Regions from separate parts of the Homo sapiens genome. Here region 1 is linked to region 2. Evidence: chromatin loops called from intact Hi-C (ENCODE). Cell type or tissue: PC-9. All regions are shown on one strand. Links, peaks and the distances in the headings refer to the core of each region. The heading gives the core; the rest is flanking DNA.

What was found. Peaks named below come from ENCODE experiments on the same cell type or tissue, not always from the same donor. Only the 100,000 strongest peaks of a DNase experiment are listed, where the experiment ranks them.
Region 1: it touches region 2 in a loop (8-fold over the local background); 16 of 110 quality-filtered maps call a loop at or near these places.

The regions. Positions count from the first base shown.
Region 1 is chr7:107,946,003-107,954,002 of GRCh38, forward strand. LAMB1 (laminin subunit beta 1) reads right to left here. Exons shown (of 34, transcript NM_002291.3): 22 at 7,528-7,752; 23 at 6,007-6,221; 24 at 5,224-5,320. Among named protein-coding and RNA genes, the nearest start is that of LAMB1, 53 kb to the right of the region's middle. RefSeq lists enhancers at 715-2,445, 7,472-8,000. In PC-9, for the core only: no CTCF peak of the experiment used is centred there; DNase peaks (open chromatin) are centred at 3,039, 3,369, 6,039, 6,679 and 1 weaker place; H3K4me3 peaks cover 1,889 bases; H3K27ac peaks cover 6,448 bases.
Region 2 is chr7:108,141,131-108,150,900 of GRCh38, forward strand. NRCAM (neuronal cell adhesion molecule) reads right to left here. Exons shown (of 33, transcript NM_001037132.4): 33 at 6,519-9,017. The coding sequence ends at 8,780. Among named protein-coding and RNA genes, the nearest start is that of LAMB4, 16 kb to the left of the region's middle. In PC-9, for the core only: CTCF peaks have their summits at 5,274 (motif pointing left) and 5,478; a DNase peak (open chromatin) is centred at 5,271.

The sequences.
Region 1 (8,000 bases), core at 1-8,000, 200 kb before region 2:
CTCTGTGTCCACTCCCCACTCTATACCATTGGTCACTCAGTACTGGGCTGATTATCCTCCTTTTTGTTGGAAACTTAAATTTGCCTTGGGACAGAGAAACTGCTACACCCTAAGATTCAGGTAATGGGGTTTTCTTCTGCCGTGGACCTTGCCTCAAAGCAACGTGGGACTCCAGGATCTGCTGCAATGCCAAGAATTTTACTGATACTTTACTTAGGCATTTCTATTTACTAAAAGCAAGGGCAATTTAAATAATTTTTATTTCTTACATGGGATTTTCTTTTTTCTGACATTCTCTTTTATCCTTTTCCCTTTTTGGCCTCAGTAATATAGGTTCAATTTTGGAATGAAAGTTGGGAGATGAATATAATTTTACCTGCAGAAATGAGCTGCCTGTCTAGCACAGGGGTCATCAAGTTTTAATGTAAAAGTTGAAATAGTAAATCCAGCTTTCAGGCCATTCTGTCTCTGTTATGATGACTTGACTCTGGCATTGCTGCCCACAAGTAGCCAGGGAAAATACATGAACAAGTGGGTGTAAAACTTATATTAGCTACTATCGGCAGGGGGCTGGATTTGGCCTCTGCCTGTGGTCTGCCCAGCTCTGGTCTAGCCTACCTCTTCTGAGAACACATTCTGTAATTAGGATTACATAAGACAAGACTTCACTCTACTGACAACAGTATTTATAGTTCTCTAAAGAATCGAATGAAGTCTGATTTTCTGAGTCACAATGGAAATATTAAGGTGGGTGGTTGTGAAAGAAATCCCAACATTAGAAAATACAGGCATTCTAAAGATTAATGTCTGGGCAAAAGAACACACTGTGTTTTTCTACTAAAAAACACAAAATGAGAAACGAGCATGATGGGGAAGTGGCCACTACCCGGACCCTCTTGCCTATGCCCCACATTTACCGTTTGCCTGGGTTTAGAGACACTGCCCTTTTCCAAGAGCCAGAGGCCCCAAATGGAAACTTTACCCTTCCTTTTTGCTATCTATGAATCAACAGAAAGATTCCTCCTGTGACTCTTTGACTCCTGAGGAGGACAATGCAGCGCTCCAGGCTGTTTTCTCCAGCACGTTCATGGTGGGTGGATGAGATTCCCTCTCCATCCCAGCACAGTGGTGGGCTTGTTCAGGCTTGGCACCATCGACCAACAGCCCCAACCCGCCTGGACAATAGGAACATTCAACAATCTGTAAGTTGGAGGCTCAACTCATTTGTCTTTTACATAACTACATTCTTTTTTTCCATAAGGAGAATACTTAGCTAGGACTTAAATCTTTCTATAAGCATATTGTTAGCTAGTTGGCATCAGAAAGTCTAAATTTATGCCCTCTAACAACCAATTCAACTGAAAACATATTTGTCAAGCAATTACATAACTGGAGAAAAGAGCTGATGTTCTTTTTGCATAGTTCCATCTAATTTTGAATGACACCTCTTCTTGTCCCTGCTGATCTCTGGGCCCATCCCTTCAGAAAGCCCCTGTGCTCCTGTTTCTAATCGTGAATGCATTCCAGCACAAACATAACCAAGAGCCTTGTCTGCCTCTGCATCTTGGCCCCTGCCTTCACAGGCCACACTGGTCCTACTCCTGTTGCCACCCTGTCTGCACCAGACCCCATAGCTGGCCATGAATCAATCCCCCATTGTCCACTCAAATCAATTCTCACTCTCTCTGGGTGCTTTGTAGGTTATGAGCTTTCTCCAAAGAGTGCTAAAAGCATTGAGGATCCGACACATTCTCTGTTTGACAGACTGCCTTAAGCACTGTGGGACATTTATTATTATTGGCTCCTGCATACCAAGTGCCTATAGCAATGACCCCATTATGGTGATGACCCAAAATACTCCCCTCCTCCCAAATTTCCAAATGTCCCCACCCCAGCTCAGCCACTGTGGGCACAAAGGAGAGACAGTATCTACTTTAACACCCCAAATAAAGATGCCCCAACATTTTATATCTTCTTCTTCTTTTTTTTTTTTTTTTTTTGAGACAGTCTTGCTCTGTCACCCAGGCTGGAGGGCAGTGGCACGATCTCTGCTCACTCACTGCAACCTCTGCCTCCTGGGTTCAAGCGATTCTCATGCCTCAGCCTCCCAAGTAGCTGGGATTATAGGTGTGCGCCATCTCACCTGATTAATTTTCGTATTTTTAGTAGAGATGGGGTTTCACCATGTTGGTCCGGCTGGTGTCGGACTCCTGACCTCAAGTGATCCGCCCGCCTTGGCCTCCCAAAGTGTTGGGATTACAGGCGTGAACCACCGTGCCCGGCTAACATTTTATAACTTTGAATTGCCAAAGTATGCAATGAGGTCAGTTGCCTTCACCCCAGATTTTAACACTTTGGGGAAAGGGGCTTTCTGGTCTTCCATGAAAAAAACAAAACTAAAGATAAGGTTGGAGAGATGACAATGTAGTGGGAAAACAAGGGGAAAATGAAACACCTGGATCTAGAACCTGGAAGTATCTCTTAGGGTATTTTCACTTATGCTCACTTGGAGCTTCCAATGCTTCCAGAGGGCTTGAAAAATACTTTTTCTTGCTGGTGTGAGCTGACTGGGTATCATTATTAGGGTCACGAATACGAATGATGTATACATATAAATGCAGAGAGGACTGGAAAGATTCCTATCAAGCTGAGTAAAAAGAGGAGTATACTGGGTGAGGAGATGAGAAGGGACTTTGTTTTCTTCTAATACAGGAGTACCAATTGCTTGAAGTGAATGTGGGCAGTCTGGCTCCAGGACCTACACTCTTGGCTATGGGACCTCTTCATCTGTCTGCATCCCTGCTGCCCTCGTGCCACCGGGATTGGCCAGCATAATAGGCAAACCATAAAGCCATGTGATCTTTGTAGTTCCTCCATTAACTAAATTTCTATGATTATCTTACAGAAAAAAAAAGGAAATGCCAAAGGGAGGAGTAAAAAGGAACAGACATATCCAGTTTCAATACATTCTCCTTAAACCAGGTTTCCTTGCAGAATACTTAGTTTCTGTTTTTTATCGGTTGTTTGCTTTTCCTGATGAAAAGTTTCTTACGTAATGAGCTGACCTTTCTTCTGGATGAAAGGAACAAAGAAGTTGGCGAACAATGATGCCATGAATCTCACTCTTTGCAGAGTTTCTAAAACAGGATCTAACTTTTGACCCAAACAAGTTGACAAGGTTTCTATAAGTCACAATTTCCCTGGCAGATTTAGAGGCGAAAGTTTAAAGAAAAGATAAAAGGGTAAGGAGTAAAGTTCTAAGGACCACATGAACAATTCTCTGATTGACTCTGACTCTGGGTAGCAGGCCTTTCCTGCTAACAAAGCTAAGATGGAGCCAAAGGTCAGAAAGCTTTGGCAGAGAAAGCTATTTTGCCAATGACACATGCTGACAGAATCAGGGTATGTGCAACGATAGAGCCATTATCTGGAAAAAATCAAGCCTTGGGGCATTACAAGTTTGAGGAATTTAACAGAGTAGTGATTAGAGCCCTGGAAAAAACAGATTTTAAGCAGAGTTTTACTTTCAAGAGACATCTTGGAGAAACTGGTCCACTGGATTTCAATACCTTCTAATGGAAGAGGGGATGTCAGATCTCATTAAGAACCAAATTTGGAGAATGATGAAAGAAAAGTACCTGTTTATTGACATAGCAAACATTATCCCCACTGTGAAACAAACCTTAATCTAAGAGGTCCATACAAACCCTTCTGGCTAAGCCTCAACTTAAAAAACAAATCATATCTAATTTGTTCTGGTCTTGCCCACTGACCTTTTTCTGCTGTTAAGGAACACATGGGTTTGCACCCTGAAGGAACACAGTTTCTAGGTTCCTGACCTTCTGTAGGAGATATTGAATGAGTTGCCAACTTGAAGATCTGTATTATTTCTTGCTGTAGTTGTGTCCAAAAAAAGAAAACGGTCATTTTAAAAATTTAAGAGTCCTGGCCAGGCACAGTGGCTCACACCTGTAATTCTAGAACTTTGGGAGGCCGAGGCGGGTGAATCATGAGGTCAGGAGTTTGAGACCAGCCTGACCAATATGGTGAAACCCCATCTCTACTAAAAATACAAAAATTAGCCGGGCGTGGTGGCGCTTGCCTGTAACTCCAGTTATTTGGGAGGCTGAGGCAGGAGAATCGCTTGAACCCAGGAGGTGGAGGTTGCAGTAAGCCGAGATTATGCCACTGCATTCCGGCCTAGGTGACAGAGCGAGACTCCGTCTCAAAAAAAAAAAAAATTCAAGAGTCCAACAGAGACCTATAATTTCAGATGTGCAACAAATATACGAAAGAGCACTTAAGAAACTACAGAAAATTTTTATCCATAATGATCAATTAAAAACAGGGAAGAAAATCAAGTAGGAAAGAAAGAATATAAAAACAGAGTTGCAACAGCCTATTCAGTCTTTTCCATATTTTGACTTTAAGATCTGAAAAATAATTTTCCAGGTCAAAAAAACTGCAATACCATAAAAATCAAGCAATCCTGATGATTCACATAATTTTAACAAGTTTTTGTTTGTAAGAAAATGTCATTTCCATCTTTTTTTGTTTGTTTGTTTAATCATAAGCTTAGGTGAAAATCTGGGTTTTATTCACATTAAACTGACTTGGAGCCCCTGACCTTGGAGCCCTTTGTTGTGCACGAAGTCTCCATGACATTGCCCTCCAGTTTTCACTGGTGGGGATGTTATCTTACACACATACGCCAAGAGCTTAAACTGTCAACAGAGTCTAGTTGATCCACTGAATCCAGTGATCTTACTAGGATAACCATTTACCTCTTCTTGTGCCATCAAGGAAGTTGGCCACAAAATACTGTTCAGAGGGGATAAAAAGTCACTTTGCCAAACATAGGGTTCACATGGTCCCACCTTGGTTAAAAGTATTTTAAAAAGCAGCTCTGTGTGTATTTGTGGTGTGTGTGTGTGTGTGTGTGTGTGTGTGTGTGTGTGTGCTTACACACAGAAACAAACTTTACCCCAGGGTGTGAGGCCGGGAGAGTATGCACATCCACTCTTGACTACCTATACTTATGGGCAGGGCTAGATTTGTTAGATTGTTTTTTAAACAATCAGTGTTAATTTATTTTGCAATTAAATACAGGTTCTTATAGACACGTTAATTTGTACTGTGTTTTATAATTTACAGAAGGCTCTTGTAGAACCCCAGTTCCCTCCACTCTCTGATCAAGTCAATGCGAGAACGCCCACAACTCACCTCGGCACTCCACGTCGGGGTCTCCCCAGAAGAGTTCCTGGCACTCGCTGCAGGTGCGGCCTCCAAACCCAGGCATGCACTGGCACTGCCCCGTGAACTGCGGCCAGAACACAGACCTTGGTCAAGCAGGCTTCAGGCCAGAAGCCAGTTGTCATCTTTTTTTTCTAGCTGCCACTTAGAAGTAGGAATGAACTGTTTACCTGAGAAGGTCTCCATTGACTAGGAAAAGGGACTCCCACTTCAATCGTAGGTGTCGAGAGCCCCATGCCAGCATCTAAGTGCTCTTTTGCAACAGGGCTTGGAAAGGTCTGTGGCATGTTATTATTTATTTACATATTTCCTCACTTTTATCCTCACAGATCAGCCACAATCCTGGGCCACCTTTGACTCGCCTGACTTAGGGAGTATGCCCTCCTTAGCATGTGTCAGGAAACAACAGCACTTTTTACAATGCTGGGTATGGCTAATTGGTTCCTTTCGAGAAGCTAAGAAAAGAGTCTGCTTCAGCGCCCAGGTACTGAAGAGAAATAGCACACCCTTGTCTATTGTTAAGTGAGTCTGCATCTGCAGCTGGGACCCTCTACTGAAATGCTATGGATGTGTCTGATGGGGACTCTGTGCACAGTTATGTAGACCCAGCCAAGGGGTACAAATGAGGGCTAAGATCCAGGCCACGCTGTGTTTCAAGCTGTGTGCCCTGGTGCCTTGCTCTAACTGGGGCAAAGTCACCATGGGCTGACACCTGAGCTCATAAAGGCATCATCCCCAGCAGCAGCCCCTCACCTCATTGCAAGATGGCCCGAAGGAATGAGCAGCATTGCAGTTGCATGGGTCACAGCCAGTGCCACTGGCCAGCTGCCAGGTATTGGGCGCACAGCGGTCACAGTTCTGCCCGATCACATTAGGAAGACACAAGCACTGACCAGTGGCTTTGTCGCACTGGCAGTCAGAGCCGTTACAGTGCTCTTGCACGGTGCCCAGGTAATTACAGACACACTCTGCAAAAGAACATCACATTTACTTATTGTCACACTCCCAAATACACAGGCATGCGGATGTTAGCCACATCTAAATGCTAAGATGTTCCCACTTCACATCTTGACCTTGAAATGCAAAGAAGGAAAGAAATGGAGGTGATTCAAAAATAAAGCTAAAATTACTGTTTAGAAGTTCTCGTGATTTCTTACACAGTTCTGACATTTCCCAGATACACACAATGACACATTTCACCTAAAAGTATGTTCAAAATACACAGATTTGACAAGATGCTGGTGAGTCATTTTAAAATTGAAGGCTTAACTGGAAATAATTTTAAAAAATGCCAGTGGGAATTGAGATATCTAATAATTTCAAACTCTTGGCAGAGAACAGCCGTAATAAACGTGTTGGACATAGCAGGTAAAAGCCCTTTAAGCTACTAAGGCTTTTAAGGAATCCAGTCCTGCTGGTCCCTAGCATTCCACACATGTTTGTATAAACAAAGCCAGGAGCCTGGGGGCTGTGCAGCTGCAGCAAGAGGAAATGCTAGTTGATCTCGGTAAGAGAGAAATAAAGAGGTCCAAAAGAGAGATGTTAGAGATGCTACTTCTTTCTCTTCCTTAAGCTGGAAGGCTCTATTCCATCAATGCCACTAGAAAAGGTGGGACCACAGTGGGTATTTAGGATTTCGAAGTCCATCCAACCAGCAAGTTCATGGGCAGAGCATACCATCAGTACCCTCTACTGGATGCCATTTATCATGGGGACAGCTACATGGTTTTTCTTTCCTGTTATCTCTCCCAGGCACTGAGTCACATCTTGAGACCTCACTCCTGCCAGAAAATGTGGATGTAAAGAAAAAAATAAAAATGACCAGGTGCAACGGCTCACGCCTGTAATCCCAGCACTTTGGAAGGCCGAGGCGGGTGGATCACCTGAGGTCAGGAGTTCGAGACCAACCTGACCAACATGGTGAAACCCCGTCTCTATTAAAAATACAAAAATTACCTGGGCATGGTGGGGGGTGCCTGCAATCCCACCTACTCGGGAGGCTGAGGCATGAGAATCACTTGAACTCTGGAGGCAGAGGTTATAGTGAGCTGAGATCATGCCACTGCACTCCAGCCTGGGTGATAGAGTGAGACTCTGTCTCATTAAAAAAAAAAAAAAAATTGGTCTCATCTTTCCTTAGTTGAAAGTGAAATTTTACCTCTCTGAACAAGTGTTTTCCCAAGTGAAATAAATACAGGAAGAATAAAATCTGCTGATAATGAAAAAAAGGTGGAAGTCATTCTAAGAAGTGGGCAGAATAAATGTGCATCTTACTTCGACAGTCCTGCTGGAGGGCATCACCATAGTATCCAAACCGGCAGAACTGACAGTGTTCCCCTTCCGTGTGGTACAGGCACTTGAGACACCTCCCAGTCTCCTTGTCACAGGCTTCTGGGTCTGTCGTGTCAATGTTGTTGTGACACTGGCAAGGCTGACACGACCCCCCAACTTCTGATGGATTGCCAAAGTATCCTGAGGCACAGTCGTCACATCTGGAACCTGTCACCCGATAAAACCAAACACAAGATGTTTAGCTTATTGACTGAAAGCTCACCAGTGCACCGACACTCATGCCTAGAGAGAGCTGATCGTGGCGGTGCTTCATCTTCACTGCACTGTTTAAAGAGCCCAGGGTGATCACATCTGAAGGGGAAAGAATAGGCTTTGAGTTGTGAGAGGAAGGCAGTATTACTTTCAGTGGCAAAAACCATAGTAACTTTTTGCACCAATCTAATGTTTTGTAGTCT
Region 2 (9,770 bases), core at 952-8,951:
ACACCTGGCTAACTTTTTAATTTTTTTGTAGAGATGGGGGTCTCACACTGTTGCCCAGGCTGCTGTGAAACTCCTGGGCTCAAGCAATCTTCCTGCCTTGGCCTCCCAAAGTGCTGGAATTAAAGACATGAGCTACTGTGCCTGGCCTATCTGGTTTTTTAAAGAAAAGGACTGCCAACCCTGTTGTGTTGTGTGAAGTATGGCTTACAGGAGGGCAAGAGAAGCAGGCATACAGGTGGGAGGCTGGAGATACAGAATGTGATGTGTTCAACATATATTTTGGAAACAGACTTCTAGAATTGACCAATGGACTTGTTGGGGAGGGGTGGGGAGCTTAAAAGATGACTCCTGGGTGTTTTGCCGTGAGCCAAAGTGGTGCCATTTACTGAGACTGGGCACTACTATAGACTGAATATTTAAGTCCTTCCAAATTCATATATTAAATACTAACCCCCACTGTGATGGTATTAGGAGGTAGGGCCTTTGGGAAATGATTAGGTCATGAGCCCTCATGAATGATATTAGTCCCCTCATAAAAGGGACCTCAGAGGAATCCCTTGCCCCTTGAAAGCTAGGATACAGGATGCTGTTTAAGACCTGGAGAGCAAAAATGAGGGTGGTACCAGGAAGGAGTAAGACAGGTAGTAAAAACTCGGGGGTGGGGGGATAAGAAAGAGAAACAGGATGGCACACGATACTAAGCTGGTGCTACCAAACAGCTAAGGCTTCACTGCTCTTGTGGTGTTTCACTGAGGAAACAGGAGGGCTGGGAGGGGATGTGCCCCACAATATGGTGTAGGCATCATAAGCCTAATTTATGCATAGCCTATTCACTTCTCAGACAAACGTAAGCCTAGTGATGGTTTCTTCTAACAGCTTTGTGGAGGTGTAACTTACATATTGTAAATTCACTTGCTTCAAGTATAAAATGTAATGATTTTTAGTAAATTTACCATTCTGTGCGGTTATCAACACAATCCAGTTTTAGAACATTTCCATCACTCCAGTAAGATGTCGCATGCCAACTTGCAGTTAATCCTTGTTCCCATTCCCAGTCTCAGACAATCACTATTGTCCATTGTCTTTAGAAGTTTGCATTTTCTGAACATTTTAAGGAAATGGAATCATGCAATATGTGGGTTTTTGTGTGTGATGGCTTCTTTAGTTCAGCATAATGTTTTTGACGGTCCTCCACATTTTGGCATGTGTTAGTGCTTTTCAAAAAATTGCCGACGAATAGTATTCCATTTACTTGTATAGATATGCCATTTAGTTGTGTGGCTATGCCACATTTTGTTTATCCATTCATCTGTTGATGGACATTTTTTTTGGGGGGCAATTATGATCAATGCTTCTCTGAACATTACTGTACAAGTCTACGTGTGGACATGTGTTTTCATTTTTCTTGGGCATATACCTAGGGGTGGAATTGCTTGCTAGGTCATATGGTAAACTTTCATTTAACATTTTAAGAAATCACCAAACTGTTATATTCCTACCAGCAATGTATGAGGGGCCTATTTACTCTAGATGTTTCCTATAAGAGGAATATGAGAGAATTTGAGATCAAACATGGGCTGTGGGAAGAAACGTATTCAAAATACTGTTCATTAAATAATTTCACACAATAGGGTGGGAACAAGTTGTTTCTTTACACTAGTTTCAATCTTGGCTGCATATTAGAATCATCTGGGGAGCTTTAACAAGTTGTGATGTCCAAGCCATGTCTCAGACAATTACAATAAAGATGCTGTGAGGGTGGGTGGGCAGGTATTAGGGTTTTGAAACTCCCCAGGTGATTTCAGTGTGCAGGCTGAGACGCTCTTGTGTGAAAAAAAAAAAGTTTGTCAAGTCATTCACCGAGATAATGAGCTAAATAGTTACAGCTGAAGACAGACAGTGTCCATAGGACACGCTGAGTGAGACTGGAAAATTTTTATGGCTATAGAAGGAACAAAGGATGTACTGTCTGGCAAACAGTAGCTTTTGTGATTATCTTCATATACTTTTTCCAGTATTATTTCAGCCATGAAGTGTAGAGAGGATGATAACTGAAGGGGGTAAGTAGGGTGGGAATCAAAGGTTTCAATGGTCCATTTGTTTTATATGGGAGAGACTTGAACGGCGTGAATGTCAACAGACACTCCAGTTAAACAGGAGAAGAAATAACTGATGGGTAAGAACCCACCAAAGAGGAGAGAGATGCCAGCTCAGGTAGAGGGACTGGCCCTCGTTAGGAGGAAGGATGGCTCCTCTGTCTTAACAGGAGGTAGAGGTAGAGAATGAGAAAATATTGAGGCAAACATTTTGGTTTGCTAGCAGGAAGATGAGGAAATTCCCATCTATGCTTCCCACCCCCCTTTTCAGTGAATTATGATGTAAGGTCATTTTGTAGAAAGTGATTTGTGAGGCTGGGCACAGTGCCTCACACCTATAATCCCAGCACTTTGGGAGGCCAAGGCGGGTGGACCACTTGAGGTCAGGAGTTCAAGACCCAGCCTGGCCAACATGGGGAAACCCCGTCTCTACTATTAGCCAGGCATGATGGTGGACACTTGTAATCCCAGCTACTTGGGAGGCCGAGGCAGGAGAATCACTTGAACCTGGAAGGCAGAAGTTGCAGTGAGCTGACATCACACCACTACACTCCCGCCTGGGTGACAGAGTGACAATCTGTCTCAAAAAAAAAAAAAAAGAAAGTGATTTGTGAGAGTAAGTGGAGAGAGAGGACAGGGTTGAATCCTTCAGGAGAGTGAAGATTTGACATAGTCATTGTTGAGTGTGAGAATGTAAGTTCCCCTGAGAAAAATAGCAGGTCTACTAGGCAGTGTTGAGAGTTGAACCATTTGAAGATATTTATAAAACTGTAGTGACACTGATCTTCTCAGCCCCTAGGGGCGGGCAGGAGAAAGCAGACAGTAGACTTGCTCCTGAGTCCCAGTTTCTCTATGGGTGTTTAGAAAAGACAGAAGGCCAAAGGAGTTTAATGTAAAGCAGGAGTGTTTCACACATGGACTATAACATCTGTGCTGGAGGAGGGATGGAGAAAAGGGGTAAGGTGAAGGGTCGATGGAAATCGGAGGGGCAGTGGAGAGGCTGTGGGCAGAGTGAGATGTGTAGACTACATGATCGTGGAGGGAGAGATGTCAAGGAACTGTACCTAGGACTGATGGGTTGCCCATATGAGTAATGGCAGAACTTGTCCCCATTTCCTCACCTACTCACTCTTCATCTCATTCCAATCTGAACTACACTCCAGGTGGTTACTTTTACTAAGGTCTTAGATGACCTTTATGTCTTCAAATCCAAGAAATAGTTTTCAGTCCTCATTTTGCTTGATTTTTCAGTATAATGTGACATTATCAACCATTCTCTGGTCTTGAAATGGTCTCTTTCACTGGCTTCCAGGACAACACATTCTCTTTATTTCTTCCTGACTTCGGGCTCCTGTTTACTGGTCTCCTTTAGAGGTCTGTCTTTCTCTTCCTGTCTATTATATTTGGAAGTTTCTGAGTAAGTTGTAGTCCTCAGCCTTCTTGCCTACACTCTTTCCCTAGGCAATCTCATCCATGCCTCATTGTTTAAATTGCTACTTGTCATCTCAGAAGTTTCTTTGGAGCTGTAAGCTCAAATATCCAATTCCTATTAGTTATTTCCACTTGAATGTCTCAGGTTTTCATACTCCTCATTTATTATTCTGAAATTATAATATGCCCCCAAATCTAGTTCTTTTCCGAAGAATGCCTTCCTGACCACCTTGACCAGGCTGGGCTCTGCCATCATTTGCTCTCATGGAATGCTGTGCCTTCCCTTTATAGCTCTTACCTCAGTTTGGAATTACACATTCACTTAGGTGAGTATTTGACAATGTCTGTCTGCTCACACCAGCCTCCAGCCTACATAAGAACAGGAACTACATCTGGTTTTGCTCATCGTGTATCTTCCCAAATTAGCAAAATACTTGGGTCTAGAAGGTGCTCAGATTTGTGTGTGTGTGTGTGTGGGTTTGTTATTAAGAACCATAAGATCTAAGCAGAAAGATACCTTTGAAAACATCTGCTATCTGTCATTTTCAAGTCGAAAAAGCAGAGGCTTGGAGACGTGGGAGATTAGGGGGTTCATTTATATACTGTCACACAGCTAGTTGATGGCAGAGCTGGAATCTGAATCTGTTCCCACCCTCCAGGGAGGCTGGTTGACACTAAGGGGTCATTTTCCTGCCTGGTGCCGTTTCGGCCAATAGAACCAAACCAAGCTTGGTAAAGCAGAGCAGAAACTTTGTTAATAAAGAAATGGAGAAGGGAAGCTCATACTCAAAGCACCTTCTTGCAACGGGGGAGGGGGAGGTGGTGGTGGGGGAAGGAGGGGGGCGGGTAAAGGGGGATGTTAAGAGCTCTTAGGGCAGGTAGGTGGAGACTGGGGCGGGATTCCTGAAAAAAGGTGGGTTCTTCCAGGAGGCGCTACAGTGTGCACAGTCTTGTCTTTTGTACTTGGCACTTTTTGTGCCTAGCAAGGTACATTTCTGGCCCCTGGGCAGAGGTCTTAGCATGGTAATGAAGCAAGAATTCAGGTCGGGGCAGTACTGCTGAGCTACTTCATGGTTACTGGCATCCGGCCTTCCTCTCTGTAAGCAAGCGCAGATGCGAGCACAGGTTAATTTCACAGGTTTGGGGGCTTCCTGAAGTAATTGGGGTTATGTTGCTATGACAAATCCCCATCTCTTTCCGGTCCAGTGAATTTTCCACCTCCACCTAGGAACTATTTATTTATTTAGTATAAATATTCAAGTAGTAGTCTCTCCCTCTCTTGCTTTTTTTTTTTTTTTTTTTTAGTGAAAAGAGCTGTGCTTAAACTGTGCTTTTTTGGGGGGTGCTATACCATCACAAAACATCAAACCATTGGCAGATAAAATAGCATACTCTGGAGAAGAGGGAGATGCCATTTTAATGACGTGCCTCTCCTCATCCCTACCGACTTGCAGCCGTGATAGGGATGCTTAGTAGGACCCAGGAGGCACACTCCTCCTTCCTCTCCCAATACCGAACCTCCCGGGCCACAATCATTAAGAGGAAGAAGCTTAACAAGGCTCACAGGGACACATGCTTCCTCCCTGGATGCTGTGGACTCGTCAGAGAAAGCTGCAAATCCCATTTTCCCCTGTTGCAGCAGGCAATCATTTTTTGCATGATCAGATCACAAGCTGATTATCAAAACTGGTTTGCACTGTGTCCAGAGGCCACTTTTTCCTGCAAGCAGGTTTCTCTCACACTGCATAGAGCAGGGGAGCCCTCTGGTGGTAATCTGTAGGAAAATTTCCTGAGCGGGAGGGATTTGCTTAATTTGGGTAAGAATTCTTCATATTCTTTTCCCTTGCCTCCATAAGCCTTTTCCAAAATTGCGGGGCGCGGTGGCTCATACCTCTAATCCCAGCACTTTGGGAGGCCAAGGTGGGTAGGTCACTTGAGGTCAAGAGTTTGAGACCAGCCTGGCCAACATGGCAAAACCCCTGTCTCTACTAAAAATACAAAAATTAGCCGGGCATGGTGGCACACACCTGTAATCCCAGTTACTTGGGAGGCTGAGACACGAGAATTGCTTGAACCAACCCAGGAGGCAGAGGCTGCAGTGAGTGCCTCTGCTCTCCAGCCTGGGTGAGAGAATGAGACTCTGTCTCAAAACAAAACAAAATCAGCCATTAGAGGTAAACCAGGCCTGTTGTAAGCCATCTGAACAAGAAAGTTCATACCATCAATGGACCAATGCTTTTTGGGGTCAAGATTGCATTTCTCCAGACCCTTTTTGCTAAAGAGCCCCAGGACTGATGATGAGGACAAAGCTATGGACTGTGAATTTGGCGGACGTTGTAGAGGGGAGGAGAGGCCCTGAAGTGCTGTTCTGAAGTGAGTGACAGACATGCCCTCCAGGTGGAAACACCAAGCTCTACATAGCACTTTAAGGTTCACTTATATAACATGTGATGCAAATCACCATGGAGGAGGGCAGCTCTGAGCCAGCAGGAGGTCTTGTCAGTGTGATGCTGGGACTAGGGGGCTGGAGAATAAGGGGCAGGTGGTGGAACATGGGAACACGCCAGGGCTTGGCTGTTTGCCAGAGGGTTTGAGAAGATTAGAAGCATGGGGGTGGAGAGAAGGGAGAGGGTGACATACATTCGATACCTGTAGTGTCCCTCTTCAGACAGGAGAGTTAAGAAATCTAAGTCGCCTGTGATTCGGGAGGGCAGAGTCCAGGCAAGCAGAAGAGAAGCGCCGGGCCCAGGCAGACACCAGGAGCCAGGCTTTGGGAAAGGAGGCACCACCTGATTTCTTGAACTTTTCTCAAAAGGCTGGGAATATCTAGTCCTGTTTTTCATTCAAATGTTTTTGATATGTCCTATTAGATCTGTTTTATATTTTGTTTTAATTTTCTCTGCATAGAACAGCCTTTTGAAAGTAAAAAATAAAATTTTTCACCATTTTAAAACATTAGGCAATATATGTTTGAAAAAGTTAAAAGTCACAAAGAGATCAAGACTGTTTAATAGTTACTTTTTTGAGGGAAATCCAGTCACATTTGCCTGTACCATTACATACACCATTACTTGGACATTCACACTCAATTGGGAACATAAATTACAAAAGAGAGAGGAACTTTTAAAACCACATTTAATTTTTAATACCAAATCTGTTGCACTATTACAGAAGTGACCCTTTCATGCACAGATAAATTTCGCATCTACCAGTATGGAAGAGGAAAAAATGTAGTTTTATTGTTCTCCCAAAATATTGGCAAATTTAAAGTAACTTTTAATCTTTGTGCTCTCTGATGCCAAGGCAAACCTGTTTTGTCTTTTTATATTTTCAAGAGACAGGTGGATCTGTGAAAAATGAATATAGAGACATGAAAGTATTTAGGGCCATCTTTACCTGGGATTACTTTAAATTATGCTTTACCTACATATATCAAACATGCCAGGTTACTAGGCCTACTGTGCCCCATAGGCAAAGCTCTGAAGATTTCATCGAAAAATCTGCTGTCAATACGTAGAAAAGTTCACTATTTCAGTTTCACAGCAAAAAAGGTGGGGGGAGGGGGGAACCCAATAGATATTTAAGTAGATGCTTTCCAATCCCATTCACTGCATTAATTAGCTTACCTCTTATACAGTACAACATAAACATTGCATGTTTATTTGTATGTAACACCTATAAGCATATAGCATCTACATTTTAAGTGTATTTACAAATTCAACAAAATATCTACATATAAAAAGCTTTACTTAAAATTAAACTTGATGCAAGTTATGAGAAACCAATTTATTGGCAAATGAAACTGAGCATTCCTTCAACCATAGGTTGTTATAGATTTTCATATTTGGAGGTAACCCATTTGATAGATATTGTTTATGAATACGATAGAATATATATTTACTTTTTAAACTGCAGATGTAATCCCTTGGACCGTTGGCCTTTTAAGCACTTGCCTGATTTCTTAGATTCTGAAATGTATCCATAACAATTTGCATACACGTTGTTTAATGCTGCAGAGTTTTGAACACTTACATAGGTAAAGTCTTGGAGAATAATATATTACTGTTGGCATGCTGTTGTATGCTTTTAGTGTTGGAATAACTTAGTTTTAAAATTAATTTTCTAGCATGTTGACATCTTTCTTACTGAATGTAATAGAAACCATAAAGGACCACAAAATCATCATGTGCTTCAGTTGGCAACAAAGATTTTCTTTTTATGCTTATGAGGAAATGCTATTTCTAATAAACTGTCTTATTTTTATTTTCATGTTTCCTTCTTTTCCCAGCATTGCAGTTTTCATGAACTCTGCTTTTTAAAAGTTACTTTTAGACAATGACAGTAATCTAGGACCCAGAATGGACTGGACCAGCTGATACAGAATGCACGATGTTGTGGAATGCTTAATATCTGAAGGCACTGTATGTGTCTTGCCCTGTGTTCTCTGAAATAATGTTTGAAATTTAATTTGGATGATTTGTTTTTGATTCTTTCAGTATGGCACAAATGCCGAAATGCACTGCAATACACATTGTTTATGCCTAAAAACAACCGAACATAGAAATGATGTAAAAAGTAGAACACTGTGCTGCTGTAATGCCTGGAAGATTAAGAAGCCTACGGAGTAACAGGAGCCAAGAGTAGGTAATAGTTCTCAGTAAGCATCAGCAATGTGACTGTCATAATGAACTCATTTAGCAAGTATATACTGTACAAACTGTTCCTAACAGTCTCCCAAAAAGACTAACGACAGCTATACATAGTCACCAATTTCACAACAATGTCCACAAAGACATTGAAGTTCTAGAGAATACTACAGTAACATTCTTGACAATGAAAACGGAATTCATATATAGGGGTTCAGCTGAGGGTAGTATAAACAAAGTATCAAACCATGTTTTCATAACATACACGGGTATGTCCTTTAAATGTGGAGCATTTTTCATGCATCATATTGAACTGTATCCTGCAGAGGAAATAACAGGATCTGTTGGTGATGTTGCATTATTTTTTATCAGTTCTGAGGAAATCAAGAATACCCATTTTGAATGAAAAAGTATGCACTTTGCATTCCAGTTCATATTAACATATCATTTGACTGAGTTATGTTTTTGCTGTAACTATTCTCATAATACTAACATACAGCAGAAAATATACTCTCTACCCATATGTTCATAGTATGAGAGGGCTGACAAACAAGTGCTTAGGATAAACATTCTAGAGAAATGGAATATTGGCAAAGAGCTTAAAAATTAAACAAAGGAATTCATGGCGTTGACAGGAGAAGGTGCCTCTGAGCTTTCGTTTCCTTCAGCCGGCTCTTTCTCTTTCTTACCACTGTATTGTCCAATAAAGGAGCCATCCTCATTGAACTGGCCATTAACCCCTTCTCCATAGTCAACTAGGCTGTCGTCACTATCTTCTTTTTTCACAGTCCTGTCTGAAGGAGTTCGACTTCCTTTTTTCAAAGGCTTGTGGTCTTCTGCATCACTGGAAGAAAGAGAAAACATTTTTGTCAAGATTGGCATTTAGGTAACATTTTCTGTTTTTAAAGACCATGCATGCAAATTATGAGAAAGCATTTGGAGTCCTGGGCTTCTCTGGCCAAATCTAATTTTCAGGTTGACTCCAATGACGAGGATGAGTTGGAATGGAAATCAGGAGCAGAAATGGTTGAATCATGAAGTCTTCAGTAGAGTGGATGGCTCCCAATAGTGTTTGTTAATTTCAATGACAAATTCTGATTCCTGAGTTGAAAGCAATCCAGAAATAATCACAAGCATTAAATAAGAAAGAATTCAGAAAAGTAGAAAAATCATCACTATTTTGAATTCAAAAAGGCAAAAGCTTATGGCAAGTAAAGAAGTTAGTATGTTAAACTGCATAATATCTCTGATTCCTTGGTTGTGAATGGAGCATGATTTTGGTTAAGTGTGAAATGTGGATTTTTTTTTTCTGAGCCAGAAGGAGAAGCAAAATCCTGCATTTCAAATAATTTTGTTATCAATGCAGGCCAGACTGTAAACTTCAACCTTACCTTTCAAGAGACCTACAAAATTCCATTAAAAGGATGCAGAAGAAACAAATGAAAACAGCCTAAGAAGAAAAGCAAAATCCTTATACTGATAGTACACAGTATTTTTTTGTTTTTTTGGTAAAAATTTTAGTTAATGAGTAAAGATTTATTAATCTGGAAAGAGACGCACTTTAACTTAAAAGCTCTACATTTGTACTATGAATGGC